Regions from separate parts of the Homo sapiens genome. Here region 1 is linked to region 2. The links are chromatin loops, found by intact Hi-C in ENCODE. Cell type or tissue: OCI-LY7. All regions are shown on one strand. Each heading gives the region's core, and the rest is flanking DNA. Links, peaks and the distances in the headings are about the cores only. Region 1 has its middle 26 kb from the start of HLA-DQB1. Region 2 has its middle 6.7 kb from the start of HLA-DRA.

Evidence for each region. Peaks named below come from ENCODE experiments on the same cell type or tissue, not always from the same donor. Only the 100,000 strongest peaks of a DNase experiment are listed, where the experiment ranks them.
Region 1: it touches region 2 in a loop (7-fold over the local background); 85 of 110 quality-filtered maps call a loop at or near these places.

What each region holds. Positions count from the first base shown.
Region 1 is chr6:32,687,743-32,697,039 of GRCh38, forward strand. No RefSeq gene overlaps it. Among named protein-coding and RNA genes, the nearest start is that of HLA-DQB1, 26 kb to the left of the region's middle. In OCI-LY7, for the core only: a CTCF peak has its summit at 4,478 (motif pointing left); DNase peaks (open chromatin) are centred at 2,679 and 4,479; H3K27ac peaks cover 1,825 bases.
Region 2 is chr6:32,428,521-32,437,817 of GRCh38, forward strand. No RefSeq gene overlaps it. Among named protein-coding and RNA genes, the nearest start is that of HLA-DRA, 6.7 kb to the right of the region's middle. In OCI-LY7, for the core only: CTCF peaks have their summits at 3,682 (motif pointing right) and 3,882; a DNase peak (open chromatin) is centred at 3,651; H3K4me3 peaks cover 677 bases; H3K27ac peaks cover 1,149 bases.

The DNA of each region.
Region 1 (9,297 bases), core at 628-8,627, 260 kb after region 2:
GCCACTGTCACAGAAAATTAGTACAAATGCAGAAGCTTAGAACAAAACCCATTTATTACATCAGCTTTCTAAGTCAGAAGTCTAGGCAGAGCTCACCTGGGCTTTCTGCTTAGGATGTCACAAGACTCAAGTCACAGAGACATTGTAATTCTCATCTGAGTTTGGGGTCCTCTTCCAAGCTCACTGCCTGTTGGCAGAATTCATTTCCACATATGACTGAGGTCCATAGCAACTATAAATATAGGTGCATCTAATAAAATATCCTCAAAGACATGAATCAAAATTGATATAATATTTAGGTAGAAAGCAATAAATCTACCATTTATGGTATGATATTTTAATATATGTTTCTAGGTTCTTTATAAGTCAAGAAGGCAAAAGTAGGATATAAAAGATCTAAACAACACAATTAGTAAGCTTAACCTAATAGACTCAAATATATTATAAAGTTATTGTCTATGTTCTCATCTATGTGCCAGGTGGTAGATTCACCAGTGCCTATTCACCAGTGCCTATTATATTAATTACATTACATTACATTAAAAAACATTAAAAATAATAAACTGGCTGGGCGCGGTGGCTCACAACTGTAATCCCAGCACTTTGGGAGGCAAGGCAGGTGAATCACCTGAAGTCAGGAGTTTGAGACCAGCCTGGCCAACATGGTGAAACCCTGTCTCTACTAAAAAAATACAAAATTACCAGGGTATGGTGGTATGCACCTTAGTCCCAGCTACTCAGGAGACTGAGGCAGGAGAATCGCTTGAACCTGAGAGGTGGAGGTTGCAGTGAGCTGAGATCGCACCACTGCATTTCAGCCTGGGCTATTAAGCAAGACTCTGTTTCAAAAAAAATTAAAATTAAAATTAAAATTAATGTAATAGGTGCTGGTGAATCTACCAGTTCACATAGATGAGAACATAGACAATAACTTTATAATATATTCAAGTCTATTAGGTCAAGCTTACTAATTGTGTTGTTTAGATCTTTTATATCCTACTTTTGCCTTCTTGACTTATAAAGAACCCAGAAACATATATTAAAATATCATACTATAAATGGTAGATTTATTGCTTTCTACCTAAATAGTATATCAATTTTGATTCATGTCTTTGAGGATATTTTATTAGATGCACCTATATTTATAGTTGCTATGTTTTCCTTTTCTTTTCTTTCTTTTTTTAGACAAAGTCTGGCTCTATCGCCCAGGCTGGAGTGCAGTGGTGCAATCTCGGCTCACTGCAACCTACACCTCCTGGACTCAAGCCATCCTCCCACCTCTGCCTTCCAAGTAGCTGGGATTACAGACACGCGCCACCATGCCCAGCTAATTTTTGTTTTTTGCAGAGACAGGTTTTAGCCATGTTGCCTAGACTGGTCTTGAAATCATAAGCTCAAGCGGTCCACCTGCCTCAGCCTCCCAAAGTGCTGGGATTACAGGTGTGAGCCCCTGTGCCCAGCCTTTGTTTTCCTTGACTAGGTGAATGTTTATCATTATATCAGTCTTTCTGTCCTACGATATCTTTTTCCTTAAAATTTGTTTTTGACATTAATAAATAAACACCATTTCTTAGAATTAGTTTTTGCATAATATGTCCTTTCTATGTTTTACACTTAATCTCTGAAATGACTTTTATGCTTTAGGTATGTGTCTTGTAAACAGTATAACCTGAATTTATGTTTTTGCATTCAATTTGTCAGTCTCTGTCTTCTGGTCACAAGTTTAGTCTATTTGCAGTTACTAAAATTAATGAGATGTGTGGACTTTATATTATAATATTTTTCACTTTAATCTTTCCCATGATTTTACTGACTTTTTTATCCTGTTGTCACATGTCTAGAACCCATTCTAACGTGTATCAGGCCTGGGTATGCTGCCTGGAAGGTGGATGTATTTTGCCTCCTACTTTGGGATGTGTTTTCAGTCTCTGTTAAGGTTTTGGTTGCTCATTTCTGGCATCCCCTTCACACAGGAAATACCCAGATTCAGCCATTTGCAGATTTTGAAACATTGTTCTGGTTCGCTGCATATGGCCTGTCTCTGGACTCAACTCAACATCCCATGTCCTCGCTCAGACTATATAACTCTAGACCCAGCCTGTTAATATGGACTGCTTGTATTTTTTCAGAGAAACCTCTAAAAGAAATTATCAATTTCTTCAAAACATTAACTTGATAGGTTCTTTTTAAATCAAGTAATCTGTTGAAAAAAAAATTATATGGGTGCTCTAAACTATATCCCCTGGATAATCTAACCTGTAAATAGTTTGAACAGTTATCTTTTACAGCCAGAATAACAATACTAGTTAATACCAGAGGACTAATCTATGGGTAGCTCGTTTCAAAATTTACTCTGAGAGCTTAAAAGAAAATATATTTTGTAGGGAAACAAAGCATATTTTTCCAAGATCCAGTCAGTAGTGAAGGCATCTTAATAGTATCCAGGATCCTCACATGTGAAGAAAAGTGAACTAGGTAACAAATGAGAAGACTTACATACGCTTAGTTCTTGCAGGAGGAAAGGAACTATCTGGGTATGGAAAAGGTTACTAGGCAAGATTGTGATTGAAGAGAAAGGATAATGATAAAGGGGCTTTGCAGAAGCTCTGGTTAGAAGAAATAACTAATAGTAATGAATATGTATCTCTCCAACCAATGAGAAGCATATGATGAGGCAGAGTCACTTGTCTCTGGCAGTCCAAGCTACTAAGAAGCACAAATAAAATATATAGTAGCAGGGGGAGATGGGAAGGGTGAGAGAATGTAGGATAAATTACCATTCAAACTGCCGGTAGAAATATAAAATTGTAAGGAATAAATTCCACAAAAAAATACAGTGTTTTAATTACAAAAATTTACCATGCAGCATAAAGACATAAATGATTTAAGAAACATGACATGTTCAGAGATGGGAGTGTAATTTTGGGCTTGTATTTTCAAACAAAATTCATATGACAATGAGAATTCAAACAGTTTAGATTATTAAAATTAAATTTAATGAAGTTGGTAGCTATATTCTGGTTATGTACAAGAATGTATCCTTTTCTTAGGAAATACACACTGAAGTACTTAAGGATAAAGAGTTCTGATGAGTGCAATTTCAGGAAAAAAAATATATAAGTACAAAATACTATTCTTATTGCAAGTTTTCTTTAAGTTTACTTTTTTATTTTTTTTTTTTGAGCAGAATAGTTGTCCAGGTGCAGTGGCTGACTTATTTATTTATTTATTATTTTTTTAATATATATGTTTTATTATACTTTAAGTTCTAGGGTACATGTACACAACGTGCAGGTTTGTTACATATGTATACATGTGCCATGTTGGTGTGCTGCACCCATTAACTCATCATTTACATTAAGTATATCTCCTAATGCTATCCCTCCCTCCTCCCCCCTCCCCACAACAGGCCCCCATGTGTGTGATGTTCCCCTTCCTGTGTCCAAGTGTTCTCATTGTTCTTTTTTACAAACTAAAATGAAAAAATCTACATGAGGCTATAAAAATATTACCTCTATAAAATAAAAACAAAATGGAATGTAAAAAGAGACTGGACACACCATAATGTGAAGATTCTCCTTTTTTGTGTACTCATATATCCAAAAAGGAAACTTTCCATTTTGTAGTTGGGAAGTAGAGCCAAGATGTAGGAGTAGGAGGGGAGTTGAGAACCAACAATTCAGTAAAAATGCTTTCAGTCAATTCCCATCTGTACTCAAAAAAAAAAAAAAATTTTTTTTTTTGAGACAAAGTCTTGCTTTTGTCCCCCAGGCTGGAGTGCAATGGCTTGATCTCAGCTCACTGCAACCTCCGCCTCTTGGGTTCAAGCGATTCTCCTTCCTCAGCCTCCCGAGTAGCTAGGATTACAGGCACCTGCCACCATGCTTGGCTAATTTTTGTATTTTTAGTAGAGACGGGGTTTCACCATGTGGCCAGGCTGGTCTCGAACTCCTGACCTCAGGTGATCTGCCCTCCTCGGCCTCCCAAAGTGCTGGGATTACAGGTGTGAGCCACTGCACCTGGCCTCAAAATTTAAATAATTAGGTAACAAACTATGACACAATTATATACAGTCCTTCAAAACAATGTTTTAGAAAGATATTTAATGACAAAATAGAGTTGTTTACCATATGTTAAATTTAAAAGGAGTTACAAATTAGCACATTCACTGTGATCTAAAACCTCTAAATCTGTTTATGTTTTTATTTATATCTACATTTATAGCTTTGAAGCCCTCCCAATATCAACTGTCACCCAAGGTTCTAAAATACAATAAAAGTGATCTTGTTTTCTTCTGTTCTTGGTTATAATTCTAAGATGGTCTGACAAGTCTATTGTGATTGACTTTAAAAATACAGATGTTAAATGAAATCTGTATGTGGAACTATTGGTCTCAATGATATATGCAACTCTGGAAGTTGGGTACTCAGCTTTATCTAATCTCTCCCTTTGCTCACCTCCACCAGGCTTGCAACGCCCTCTACAGTCCAGGCAACAGGTACATGGTTTTCAATCCCATTTGAACTGCTTCTGGGTCTCCCTATGTTGCCTAGGCTGGTTTCATACTCCTGAGCTCAAGCAATCCTCCCACCTTGGCCTCTCAAATTGCTCAAGCATCTTCTCTGAACCCAGTTGAATAAAACTGGAAATTAATAAGAAGAGAAATTTGGGAAACTATAAAAATACATGGAAATTAAACAATATGCTCCTGAATGACCAGTGGGTCAATGAAGAAATTAAGAGGGAAATTGAAACATTTATTGAAACAAATGACAATGAAAACACAACATACCAAAACCCATGGGATACAGCAAAAGCAGTAATAAGGAGGAAGTTTATAGCTATAAGTGCCTACATCAGAAAAGGAGAAACTTTAAATTAGCAATCTAATGATGCATCTTAAAAACTAGAAAAGCAAGAGGAAACCAAAGCAAAAATTAGTTGAAGAAAAGAAAAAGTAAAGATCAGAGTGGAAATAAATGAAATTGAAAAAAATACAAAAGATCTATGAAACAAAAATTTGCTTTTTTGAAAAGTTAAACAAAATTGACAAACCTTTAGCAAGACAAACTAAGAAAAAAAGAGAGAAGATCCAGATAAATAAAATCATAAATGGAAAAGGAGACATTACAACTGATACTGCAGAAATTCAAAGGATCATTAGTGGCTACTATGAGCAACTATATGCTATAAATTGGAAAACCTAGAAGAAATGGACAAAGTCCTAGACACATGCAACCTACCAAGATTAAAACAGGAAATAACTCAAAACCTAAAAAGATCAATAACAACAAGATCAAAGTCACAATAAACAGTCTACCAGTAAATAAATTCCAGGACCTGATGACTTCACTGCTGAATGCTACCAAACATTCAAAGAAGAACTAATACCAATCCTACTCAAATTATTCCAAAAAATAGAGAAGGAGGGAATACTTCTACAAGTATTTTATGAGGGAATACTTCTAAACTCATTCTATGAGCCCAGTATTACCTTGATACCAAAACCAGACAAAGACACATAAAAAAAACCTGTAGGCCAATATCTCTGATGAATATTGATGCAAAAATCCTCAACAAAATATTAGTAAACTGAATTAAACAATACATCAGAAAGATCACTCATAACAATCAAGTGGGATTTATCGCTGGGATGCAAGGATGGTTCAACATACACAAATTAACGTGATACATCACATCAACACAATGAAGATAAAAATAAAATGTTCATTTTAATTGATGCTGAAAAAAGCATTTGATAAAATTTAACATCATTTCATGTTAAAAATTCTCAAAAACTGGGGATATAAAGAACATACTTCAACATAATAAAAGCCATATATGACAGACCCACAGCTAGTATCATACTGAATGGGGAAAAACTGAAAGTCTTTTTTCTAAGATCTGGAACATGACAAGGATGCCACTGTCACCACTGTTATTCAACATAGTACTGGAAGTCCTAGCTAGAGCAATTAGACAAGAGAAAGATATAAATGGCATCCAAATTTAAAAGGAAGAAGTCAAATTATCCTTGTTTGCAGAGGATATGCTCCTATATTTATAAAAACTTAAAGACTCCACAAGAATACTATTAGAACTGATAAATTCAATAAAGTTCCAGGATAGAAAATCAGCACATAAAATCAGTAGAATTTCTATATGCCAATAGTGAACAATGTGAAAAAGAAATTTAAAAAGTAATTCTATTTAAAATAGCCACACACAAAATGAAATACCTAGGAATTAACTTGACCAATGAAGTGAAAAATCTCTATAATAAAAGAAATTGAGGAATAAGAAATCTCTATAATAAAAGAATTTTTTATAATAAATTCTGTATTCTATTATAATTCTATAATAAAGGAAATTGAGAATAAGAAATCTCTATAATACAAGAAATTTTTTTATAATAAAAAAAGGAAACATGTTCCATGTTCATGGCTTGGAAGAATCAATAGTGTTAAAATGTCCATACTACCCAAAGCAATCTACAGATTCAACACAATCACTATCAAACAACCAATGACATTTCTCACAGAAATGGAAAAAAATCTTAAAATTATATGGAACCACAAGACTCAGAATAGCTAAAGCCATCCTAAGCAAAAAGAATAAAACTAGAAGAATCACATTACTGACTTCAAATTATGCTACAGAGCTATGGTAACCAAAACAGCATGGTACTGGCATAAAAACAGACGTATAGACCAGTGGAATGGACTAGAGAACCCAGAAGCAAATCCACAAGCCTACAGTGCACTCATTTTTGACAAAAGTGCCAAAAACATACACTGGGGAAAAGACAGTCTCTGCAATAAGTGATGCTGGGAAAACTGGATATTCATATGCAGAAGAATAAAACTAGACTCGTTTCTCTCATCATATACAAAAATCAAATCAAAATGGATTAAGGACTTAAATCTAAGACCTCAAACCATGAAACTACTACAAGAAAACATTAGGGAAAATCTCCAGGACATTGGTCTAGGCAAAAATTTCCTGAGTGATACTCTACAAACACAAGCAACCAAAGCACCAATGGAGAAATGGGATTACATCAAGTTAAAAAGCTTCTGAACACAAAGGATACAATCAACAAAGTGAAGAGACAACCCACAGAATGGAAGAAAATATCTCCAAACTACCCATCTGATGAGGGATGAATAACCAGAATATATAAGGATTCAAACAACTCTATAGGAAAAAACTAATAATCCAATCAAAAGTTGGGCAAAAGATTTGAATAGATGTTTCTCAAAATAAGACATACAAATGACAAACAGGCATATGAAAAGGTGCTCAACATCATTGATCATCAGAGAAATGCAAATCAAAACTACAATGAGGTATCATCTCACTCCAGTTAAAAATGGCTGATATCGAAAAGACAGGCAATAGCAAATGCTGGGAAGGATGTGAAATAAAGAACACTTGGACACTATTGGTGGGAACGTAAATTAGTACAACTACTATGGAGAACAATTTGGAGGTTCTTCAAAAAACTAAAAATTGAGCTCTCATATGATCCAGCAATCCCACTGCTGGGTATACACTGAAAAGAAAAAAAAAGTCAGTATATCAAAGTATCCATCAACAGTTGAATGGATAAAGAAAATGTGGTACATATATATAATGGAGTACTATTCAGCCATAAAAAAGAATGAGATCCAGTCATTTGCAACAACAGGCATGGCAGTTCCATAAGTGAAATAAGCTAGGCACAGAAAGACAAATATCGCATGTTCTTAGTTATTTGTAGGATCTAACAATTAAAATGATTGGATTTATGAACATAGAGAGTAGAAGGATGATTACCAGAGGTTGGAAAGGTAGTGGGGGATCAGGGAGGGAGGGATATGGGGATGGTTAATGGGAAAAAATTGGAAAGAATGAACAAGATCTACTATTTGATAGCACAACAGGGTGACTATAGTAAATAGTAACTATACATTTAAAATAACTTCAAGAGTGTAACTGGATTGTTTGCAACTCAATGGATAAATGCTTGAGGGTATGGATGCCCATTCTTCATGATTTACTGATTTCACATTGCATCCTTTTTTTCAAAACATCTCATGTACCTGATACATATATACACTTACTATGTGTCCACAAATATTAGTAATAAACACAATTTAAACAAATTAGAGCCCACACATCCCATATACATACTTCCCATATTAAAGCCCAAACATCTCATATAAACACTTTATTATTTGAAATTCTTGGCCATGGAATATCGTATACTTTCATTTAATTTCTTCACCAACTCTATCCAAAAACAAAAAAAACCCTTCAATCCCCATATGCACAGATCTTTGTTAGTCACATCTGCTCATGGACTCAACAAACAGTAATTGAGTCCACTGACTGCATTTCGGAAATCCACACTCATGATCTTCCTCTGTATGTTAAATAAATCAGAGCCATCGTGAGAGCATGTCATCATGGGGAACACAAGTGCCTGAGTTAGATTGATCAAAAAGATAAAATTTGTTATCATAACAAAGGGCTAACTCACAGAAGCCAAAGAAGATATGTAAAAGGATTGATCTAAGGATAGTACACTGTGTGTTATACAAGAAATCCTCTGTATATTTCTTATCTCTAATTTTCTCTGCCTGTCATCTTCATTATTTTATATATCTCTGCTTTCAGATTCACATAGTACAAAATGGTCCCTGCCAAGATGTTCTCAATTCATCTCTCCTTTGCCCTAGGGCTTCTTTTCCTAGACCAGTCAGTTGCTTACTGTACACCACTAAAGTGTTGCCAGGGGATGAGTTCACATTACAGTACATGAACATAGTTACTCCTGATGTGAGCTTATGGAGGGGATGAGGGAGTGGTGCAGGTGATACACAAAGGATCTGCTGGTCTGCACATCAGACTCAATATTCTCTACTACAAGGAGACAGGATATAAGCCCAGTCCATCTGCTTCGTTCTTTGACAGTACATTTCATTCAAAATAAGTACAAGTGCAAAAATCTGTGGTAGTAAATCTACTGCACTTTTCTTATGTCTGACACTAATAACCCAAGAAAAACTATAATAAAATATTTCTGATTTTGAAATTAGCCTGCCACTGTTTGCATGGAAATTTACTACTGGTAAGCCCTTGTTTCTCTATCCCCTTACTCAGCTTTCTTCATTTGTATCTTCATAGCAAGAATCACCACCTAATACTGCATATCTGTATATTATGTGATTATTTTTTCTTTCCTGCTAGAATTAAAACTCATAAAGGTAGGGACATTTTTACCTTGCTGACTATTTTATCTGGAATAGTACA
Region 2 (9,297 bases), core at 634-8,633:
ATATATAGAAAGATACTTCTTTTAAAGAATTTGCTCACATGATTGTGGAAGCTTACTGAGTCCAAATTCTGATGGAAGAGGCCAGCAGTGGAGGAGACTGGGACAGAGTTGCAGTTTGAGCCCAAAGGTAGTCTGCTGTGGAACCAGGAAGAGCCAGGATTGCAGATGGAGTCTGAGACAATCTGTTGGAGAGTTCCCTCTTATGCTAATCAGGCATTCAACTGATTAAATGAGGGGAACCCAGTTATGGAGGGCAATGTACTTTACTTAAAATCTACTGACTTAAATATGTAACTCTCACCCCAAAACTGCCAGATGATGTGAAATTCCATGTCCTCTACTTGGCTCCATTGACACTCAGATGGAGTAGATTAAACAACAGACATTTACTGAAAGTCCTCACTTAACATCATCAATAGGTTCTTAGAAGCTGTGACTTTAAGCAAAATGACATATAATAAAACTAATTTGACCATAGGCTAATTCAGCGATCCCCAACATTTTTGGCACCAGGGACTGGTTTTGTGGAAGAAAATTTTGCCATGGATGGGGGTTGGGGACTAGCGGTGGCAGGGAGTGGGATGGCACAACCTAGATCCCTCGCATGGGCAGTCCACAATACAGTTCACAAAGGTTTGCACTCCTGTGAGAATCCAATGCCTCTGCCGATCTGACAGCAGGCCATTAGTGGTCTGTGGCCCAGGGGTTGGGAACCCCTGGGCTAATTGATGCGAACAAGATTTAAGTTCCTGTGGCTTATTTCTGGTCACAAACACATCACCAAACTCCTAAATAAAGACTCAGAACACTTCTAATATTAAACATTAAAATAAATGGGAACTATATATACATTTAAGGTAGGTTTATAATAACAAGTAAGATAATTAATTATCCAGTTTTTGGTGAATTAGTGAGTGATGGTGGTCACAGTGGTGGTGGGTTACATTAAGGAACAAATGTTTGTAAAATGAAAATGGTAAGGAGCACCTCCTGCCACCACACAGCTCAAACACAAAGAAGAACAAATACGTTGAACTCACTGAGTACTTTTGTACCCCATTGTTTACTATTGTACAGTTGTATGAATATCATGTACTTTACAAATTTTTATTTTAGAAACATTTCTATTCATTCGCTTATTCATTTTCCAACCTGCTTATTCCAGTTCAAGGTCATGGATGACTGGAGCCTATCCCGGCAGCTCAAGGACAAGAGAGGAACCAACCTTGTATAGGATGCCATCCCATCCATTGTGGGATGCAGACACACACACACATACACACAAAGTCACTCTGCTGGGACAATTTAGACTCACCAATTAACCTAACATGCATGTCTTTGGGATGTGGGATAAAACTCAAATACACAAAGAAAACCCATGCGGACGTGGGGAGAACACACAAACTCCTCATGGACAGTGGCCCTGGCCAGGAACCTATTTATTTTCTCACCAACATTGTAACAAAACGTTGAACAAAACAATGCTGTAGGAGGACCCTCTGTGTTTCTCACAGTCCTGGAGGCTGGGAAGTCCAAGATCAAGATGCTGACAGGTTCAATTCCTGGTGAACTTAGAACTGAAGGCTCTCTGGCAGGGGTGCCTTGTGGCTGCAGGCTGGGTATAGAAACTCAGGCTCCCCACTAGGCCTCCACTTACAGAATCCTGACTGGGAGGGAGAGGGTCTCATCAGCGCTCCCACATGGCCTCTACTGACACCAGGAAGGGAGAAGTGCCTCCTTACACCTGGACAGTGGTGAAAGTCCCAGCTTTCTACTTGGCCTCCTCTGACAACACCTTGGCAAAGTGGGTGAGGAGTGCTTCCTTGCAACAGGGCAGGTGGAAGTCCAGGCTCTTCACATGGGCTTCACTAACACCACAGTGTGGAGGTGGCTGATTACTGATAGGCAGGGGCAAAAGTCCTAGGTCCCCAGTTGGCTTCCTCTGACATAAGCCTGATGGGTCTAGGTAGTGTCTCATTATCGCCAGGCAATGGGATAAGACAAAGCTCCTCACTCAGTGTTTGCTGACTGAGGCGGGATGGAAGCCCCTGATTTTTCTGTATTTGACTGGAGTAGTGCGGTTACTGTCAGTTATCTGCCTGGTAGGCTGCTCTTTCTTGTTCCCTTGGATAGAGAAACATGCTTTCCTTAGGATATTTTTGTCTGTGACTACTGATGTTTCCTGTTTTCCAGTTTCTCCAGCACTCATTCCTGGATATATTAGGCAGAAAGAAGACCTATGAAACTCACCACTCTGTCATTCCCCAATCCCATGGTCTGAGGCCAACCTGCTTCTCCTCTCCATCATTCAAGGGCTTTTTATGTCTGTCTGTAGCTGTACTTAGCAGGAGGAATAGGAAGAATTGTACCTACTTCATCTTGTCTTAGAACCAGAAATCTCTCACCATATTTTTTAAAATATGTTTTTGTCATATATTAAAATATTATACCTCTATCCTTAGATCCTTAAATAAACATATAATGTATCCTTAGAGTTAAGTTAATTTGGTAACAAAAATAAAACAAGACTAAAACTATTAATTATGTTAAAGCCATAAAAATATGCAAATTTTTTCCCAAAATATGGGAAATGTGCGTGTGTGTGTGTGTATCTCCTATGTATACACATATACCATATGACATATACACATAAAAAAAGACATAAAATGAAAATTGCCGATGTATCAATACCCGGGGGCAGGGAGTATTCTCAGGTTTAACTAAATACTCATATTCAAGTTTTTACCATAGGCCACACCTGGCTCTCAGATTCACTTAGAAGGATATTAGACAGGAGTCAAAGTATGCCAAAGTGCTGAATCAGGTCTTTTTCTTCAGTGGGAGAAGTTCTTGAAACAGTCTATAATTTATTCCAGGTGCTAGTTTCATCCTCTGCCCCCATCCCCCAAGTGACAACTCAGGTACAAGGAGCTGAATTTACACCTGTGGAAGTTGTGTCCACCCTAGCTTAGAATCCTCATGTCATCTACGAGCTAGTACCTCTTATAACAAACCCATGGGCACAGCTTCCAGAGTCCCTGTAAAGGGCATGCTCAGTTACAAGGGTCACTGCATTTGGAAATACCCAAACTATGGGTCCCCGTCATTTGTTACGGTTCATGAAATATTCTTCCCAGTAAAGATACAAAATGCCAACCAGAAGCCATTTGTGCCATAAGCAATGTTGTCTAAAAATCCAGCTGACATTCTTCCTCCATCAGGTTTCCAGAAAACAGCTAGAAAATTAGCCTAAGATTAAATACATCATGGAGAAGTAGAAAGGGTGTTATAAAGCATTTATCCACAAGATTCAAAATGAAATACAGTTAATTTTGTCCGTTTTAAGACATTATTTCAACCTTCAAATTATTTAAAAGAAGTACATCCTATATTTTGTGTGCTTATTCAAAAAAGGCATGGTAATACTTATAAAAAGACTTTAAATATTTTTATAAGTTTTAAATATTTTATAAGTAATTTTATAAATAAAATTACAAACCATTTAAGTGACCTAATTAAATCAAACACACTTTGAGTATGCACATAAGAAAAAAATTAGTTGAAGCATCCTGACTTAAGAAATCCTTGATCTTTCATAAGGTGTCTGAATACTCAATGTCAAAAACACTTATGAAGAATTAAACACTGTTGACCACAAGAGGGAAACCTAGTCCCAGTTATACTATAAATTAGAAAATCAAGGGAAAAATATGTGTCCTGAGAACTTTTGAAATAGTCACATATAAACATAGTATACAAGAAAAAACCAACCGTCATCCCTACCCAAGGACATGTTTGTGGTATGAGTGGTTTTAGTGTTTTGAGTGGACTGGTTCTTGGACTCCACATATTATTGGCTACAGAGATAGAGACTTGATTTAGAAAATCACAGTTGCCACTTTCTAAGTAAGCCCTTGACCAAAAGACTAGATTTCTTTAAACCCAGTTTTCTCAGGTAAAATGGAAATACAACTATTATCTAATAAATATAAGTAAGCTTTAGTGTCATAGTCATAGCAGTAGTATTTTCAATTGGTAAAAAGAAACTGGACCCCAAAAAAGAATTTCAGTGAAAGCAGTAACAGTCTTCTGGCATATTTCTCACCTTTCTTTCTACCTTAAAGGTTCAAAGTTCCTAAGTAATCTCAGAAACCTAAAATAGTTTATTCTCTATCCTCACTATTGGTTTTTAAAAAACATTTTGCAGCATGGACCACTGCTCGTGTACAGATGCTCTCCAACTTAACAATAGGGTTATGTCCCAATAAACCCATTATAACTTGAAAATATCTTAAGCTGAAAATGCATTTAATACACCAATAAACCCATCATAAAGTTGAACAATCATAAGCCAAATTATAAGTCAGAGACCATCTGTATTAGCTTAAGTCTTGGAATGGTTTATTTTTTAGATGCCATTTAGCCACTTATATTCTCTTCTATTTTATTGTGAGAACTAATTCCCCTCTTACATTCTGTGCTTGACCCATGCTATACTTAGTGTGAACAAGAGCCACCTTCTTCTCATGACTTCTATTTTTTTGTGAAAATTTCCTTCACTCATTCACGACATTTGGATTTGAAATCTTACCTACTTAAGTACTTTAAAAAATCATTTTCTACCATCTTTCTTATCAGGAGGCTCTAGTGATTCCTTCTCCACACTTCTAACTTCTCATCTTCACACTCCTTGTCTTCCTAACTTCACTACAGTAAGTGTTTTACATGTTTAGAACTCAGCTCCTTTACTATGATTGCTAACCATGTACCTTAAATAAACCATCTTCTAGTTTTTTGTTTCTTACTCTCAATTATACCTTTTAGAAAAGAATTAAGAGTAGAAAAAGACTGCTACATAGACATTCTTATGATCTTCAGAAATGAGCACAGATCATGCTTAATGAAAAAAGATTTCCAAACAATGCTGCATATGTCCAGAGAAAAGGTGGCAGAAATGACTGTCGTTTGGGGGCACTATTGTCTGGACATGGCCAGTTCTCAGAACTCCAGTCCCTAAATTCCCTTCTAACTAAAGGAAAAGCCTCTTAAGGGTCTTATAGAAATCCTGCCACTTTCACCTGAAAGAATAATCTTCAGTTATGTGGCACATGGCCAAGAGTAAAAGTCTTTAGTCACTTGGAAGCAGACAGACACTGTAATGCTAAATAATTGGACATAACATGGAACTTACTGAGGCCTCAAATATCAATTTTACTTTGGGAAAAAGAGCAGCATCCTTAAAAGTGATTGAAAGTAACTCAAGTTTATTCCTTAACAGAGTGATGCTTAATCTAACAAAAAACATGTTATATGCACACTCTTCTCCATTACCTTGTAAGAAAACTGGACTAGGAAACACAGCTGAAATGGCCAGTTCTGCCTCCATTTCCTAAACCGTGTTATAATTATGTCTATGTGACCAGTAACAGACAATGACCATGATTTATACTTTTTCATATGTTTGTTGTTTTGTTTTCAATGTTTGTGGTCTTTCCTCAGTATCAGCTAAGAGGCCATTAACACAGATATCTGTTTATGGACATGCGACACTGTTGTTCACCTCTTTTGCAGAATTCATAAAGAAATGATGGGGAAAACACATCAAAGATAGAGTGGATAAAGCAAATGTGCCACATATACACCATGGAATACTATGCAGCCATGAAAAAGAATGAGTTCATGTCCTTTGCAGGGACATGGATGAAGCTGGAAACCATCATTCTCAGCAAAATAACACAGGAACAGAAAACCAAACACTGAATTTTCTCACTCATAAGTGGGAGTTGAACAATGAGAACACATGGACACAGGGGCCTGTTGGGGGGGTGGGGGGCAAGGGGAGGAGAGCATTAGGACAAATACCTAGTGCTTGAGGAGCTTAAAACCTAGATGACGGGTTGATGGGAGCAGAAAACCACCACGGCACATGTATACCTATGTAACAAACCTGCATGTTCTGCACATGTATCCCAGAACTTAAAGTAGAATAAAATAAATAAGTAAATAAGGAATGATGGGACAAACAAGTTTCTGTTATTGTCTCTCTACTGACCAAAGGGTGGTCAGAGAGTATAGGATGAAGCAGATTTGTGATATCCTTGAATAGATCTGCTCTTTACTATGAATTCTATCATCTACTCCCAGCGTATGTGGGAAAGGGACCAACTTACTTGCCTGGAATTTAGTGAAATTGTTTTCTAGGGGGACCAAGAGTTTCCTCTACTTGATATGAAGTTGGGTGGTTGAAGATGATAGGATTGGCTTCTGCTTCCATCAGAATCCTAAAGGGCAGGGTATATGGACTAGTTGGTATTGGATCTTGGAAACTGTGATGCATTGGGAATGGTCACACTCCCAGAGTTTGTGGACACAAAGAATGTTTTAGTGTCCCCTACACACCAGACACGGGCCATGAAGGAATCTGAAGAGCCTACCAAACCTTGCACAAGAGAAAAGCTTTACTTGGAACATCATCCAGGCTCAGAGAACACAAATATTTCATTTCCAGTAAGACGTTTCTGGTCTTTTTCTCTTCCTCCCCTTCCCTGAACCTACCCTAGATGAGCTATGGCCTCAAAGTGCCAGTAGAACGTAAGAAGGAAGGAGAACCACACTCATTCCTGCCTTCAACAATTTACACAGGGATAGAAAGAGATTTATATTAAATCAAGTTGGGACTTTCAATTATTATATAGTACCAAACAATCTAATTGCTGAACTAAGATATACTTGTGCAATTTAAGGGAATTGTAGAATAGCATATTAATTAGAATCAAGAAAATAATTCATGAAGTATGCTATAATTCCTACCCAAGCGCAGGGGAATAGCATCTCTAATGAAATTCTCTAAAGAGGCAAGAGCAGGCACAATGAGTTTTTGTTTGATTAAAGATTCCATTTAGTGCTTATCCAACCTAGCAATTACATTTGTATGCTTCAGATGTTTTAAAAAAATAAACAAAAGAAAGTACCTTAAATAAAGAATAGGATCAAATAGTATTTAAACAATTGAGTAAATTAAAAAATTATATGAATTAGATTGATTGAAATTGATACTTTCCTAATTCTCCTCCTTCAACACACAGACACACACACACACAACACGTATGCATACAAACACATCTGAATTCTATAAAATCATTCTGACCTTGATGAGATTCCATAGTTTACTCATGCAACAGAACATAATGTCTAAATGAAGTTTCTGGTCTCTGTTTTACATGGATGATTGAGTAAAATCATTCCCTATTCCTGGAAGAATAGCTAAGAAAGGATTCACAGGTGAGGACATGCGTTTTTTCAGAAGATGAGAACAAAGATGAGAAGATGAGAGCAACAGAATGTCCTATATCCTAATTCTCTGTGCTGACTTCGGAGTGGCCAATATGATAGAGATGGAAGGAACTCTGAAAACAAATTGCCAGAATTTCTAAGGAACAGGAGATGTTGAGTGAGTGAATCAAGCCATGGACTGGCTGTATGGGGGCAGCTATTAGAGACAACTACCCTTAGACTTCTTTGGTGATTGGTCAAGCTAATCTTTTCCTTCAGAGTCTCTCAATTATAAGACTTAGCTTGTGCCATTTAGAACAGACAAGAACACAGAGAATTATAGAACAATCTGACTACAGGTTCTCAAGTTAAAGCAATGAAACTTGTAGTTGGCCGGCAGGAAAATATTCTGAGATGTGGATTCAAAGTTTCTAAGTGTGCACACGTACACACACACACCCCTACCTGCATGCATTTTGTAATTTACAAAGACTAGTCAAGTAAAGAGGGGTAATTTCACACCCCAGGAGGTCTGTATAAAGATAACTCTGGTCTTTAAAGCATCAGGTTTCAGGTAGAGGTGAAGAGAGAATGAATCAAACTCAAACTGCCATCCTCCCAGGTTAAAGATGAGTCCAGTCATCGTGGAGGCCTCTATTAACACAGGACATGCTAGGAAGGCCCATTAACCCACTGCCCTAGCACATTTGTTAACGTCCTAGTGCATTTGTTGATATCAACAGTTCACAGTTTTTATTCTGATAGGGATCTATTCCAGCAGACCAGCTTCTGTGACCTCTCAGGATGAGAAAAAGTAACACAAGAAAAGCTTCTTATGTAGTGAATTGAGAAGGAAATACCTAGATCAATATTCCCTCAGCACCTCTGGTAGGAAGTCCTTAGTAGGAGAAAAACACCATGAAGACCCTTAGTGCAGAAGGAAAAGGGGGTAGGGGGTGGTGGAAGGGAAGCTAAAAGAAGGGGCTGGAGGTTCTCAGAATTCAAACCACACAAACAAATGAAGTATTGAGGTCCCAGACTTGATCTGGGCCCAGTGTGAAAGCCCTAACTTATTTCTCCAGAAGAATATGTCCTCTGGTTTTAGACTTGGCACTGTGGGGAGAACCAGAGTGATCTATGGTGGATATACACACAAACATAGACACACATATTTGCATTTAGTAATTTTTGTAAAATTTCCATTTGCTTCTCTGATCCTGTCTGTATCTTTGGGAATAGATGTAAGAATATTACATCTCTCAGGCTTGCTCTGCCCCAGGTTTCTGAACATGGAATACATTTCTCCAGTGAAACTCAGTATTATGAGATTTGGGAGGTGGAAGTTAGGCCACAGCCATCTCAGGGACAGGTTTCACAGACATGAGTTTTGGCAGCAGCCTTGTGTTCTAAAGACATTTACTCCTAGGGGCTCTAGAGGATCTGCAACATCAGCAGAGGCTTCCTGTGGGTTCCTGATCTTTTAAAATTAGGGGTCTGCAGTGACTTGTGCTCCTCCAGACCCCCTAACAGTTTTAAGGGCTAATTCCCTGTAATATATTCAGTTCTGCTTAGACTGATTACAGGGATTCCTATTTCTTGACTGAATTCTCATGGCTATAGTGTCTCGTCACCATTTGACATCACCAAGAAGTCCTCATTCAGGTGCCTTTGGAAATTCCCTCAAACACACAGGAAATTAGAGTTTGAAAGAAAACGGAGAACCATGAGCACTGTCCAAATAGGAACTTCTCTCCTATCACAGAGAAAGGGAACTGAAAGTCATTTCTCAAGTGTCCCAAATTTAGTAATCTCACAAGAAGAACCAATCAGTGTTCTAGGACTAAACAGTGTCATAAGTTGCTGAGCAACAACTTGGATTGAAGATGCTATTATAATATATGAAATGTCTTTGAATTTACCATGTTTTTCTCAAGCACCATTTAAGAACAAGGCATTATGGCAGCCAGCAAAGGGCAGACATAGAAAATTATACATGGTTTTGCCTCTAAAAGAGGAGATGACAAG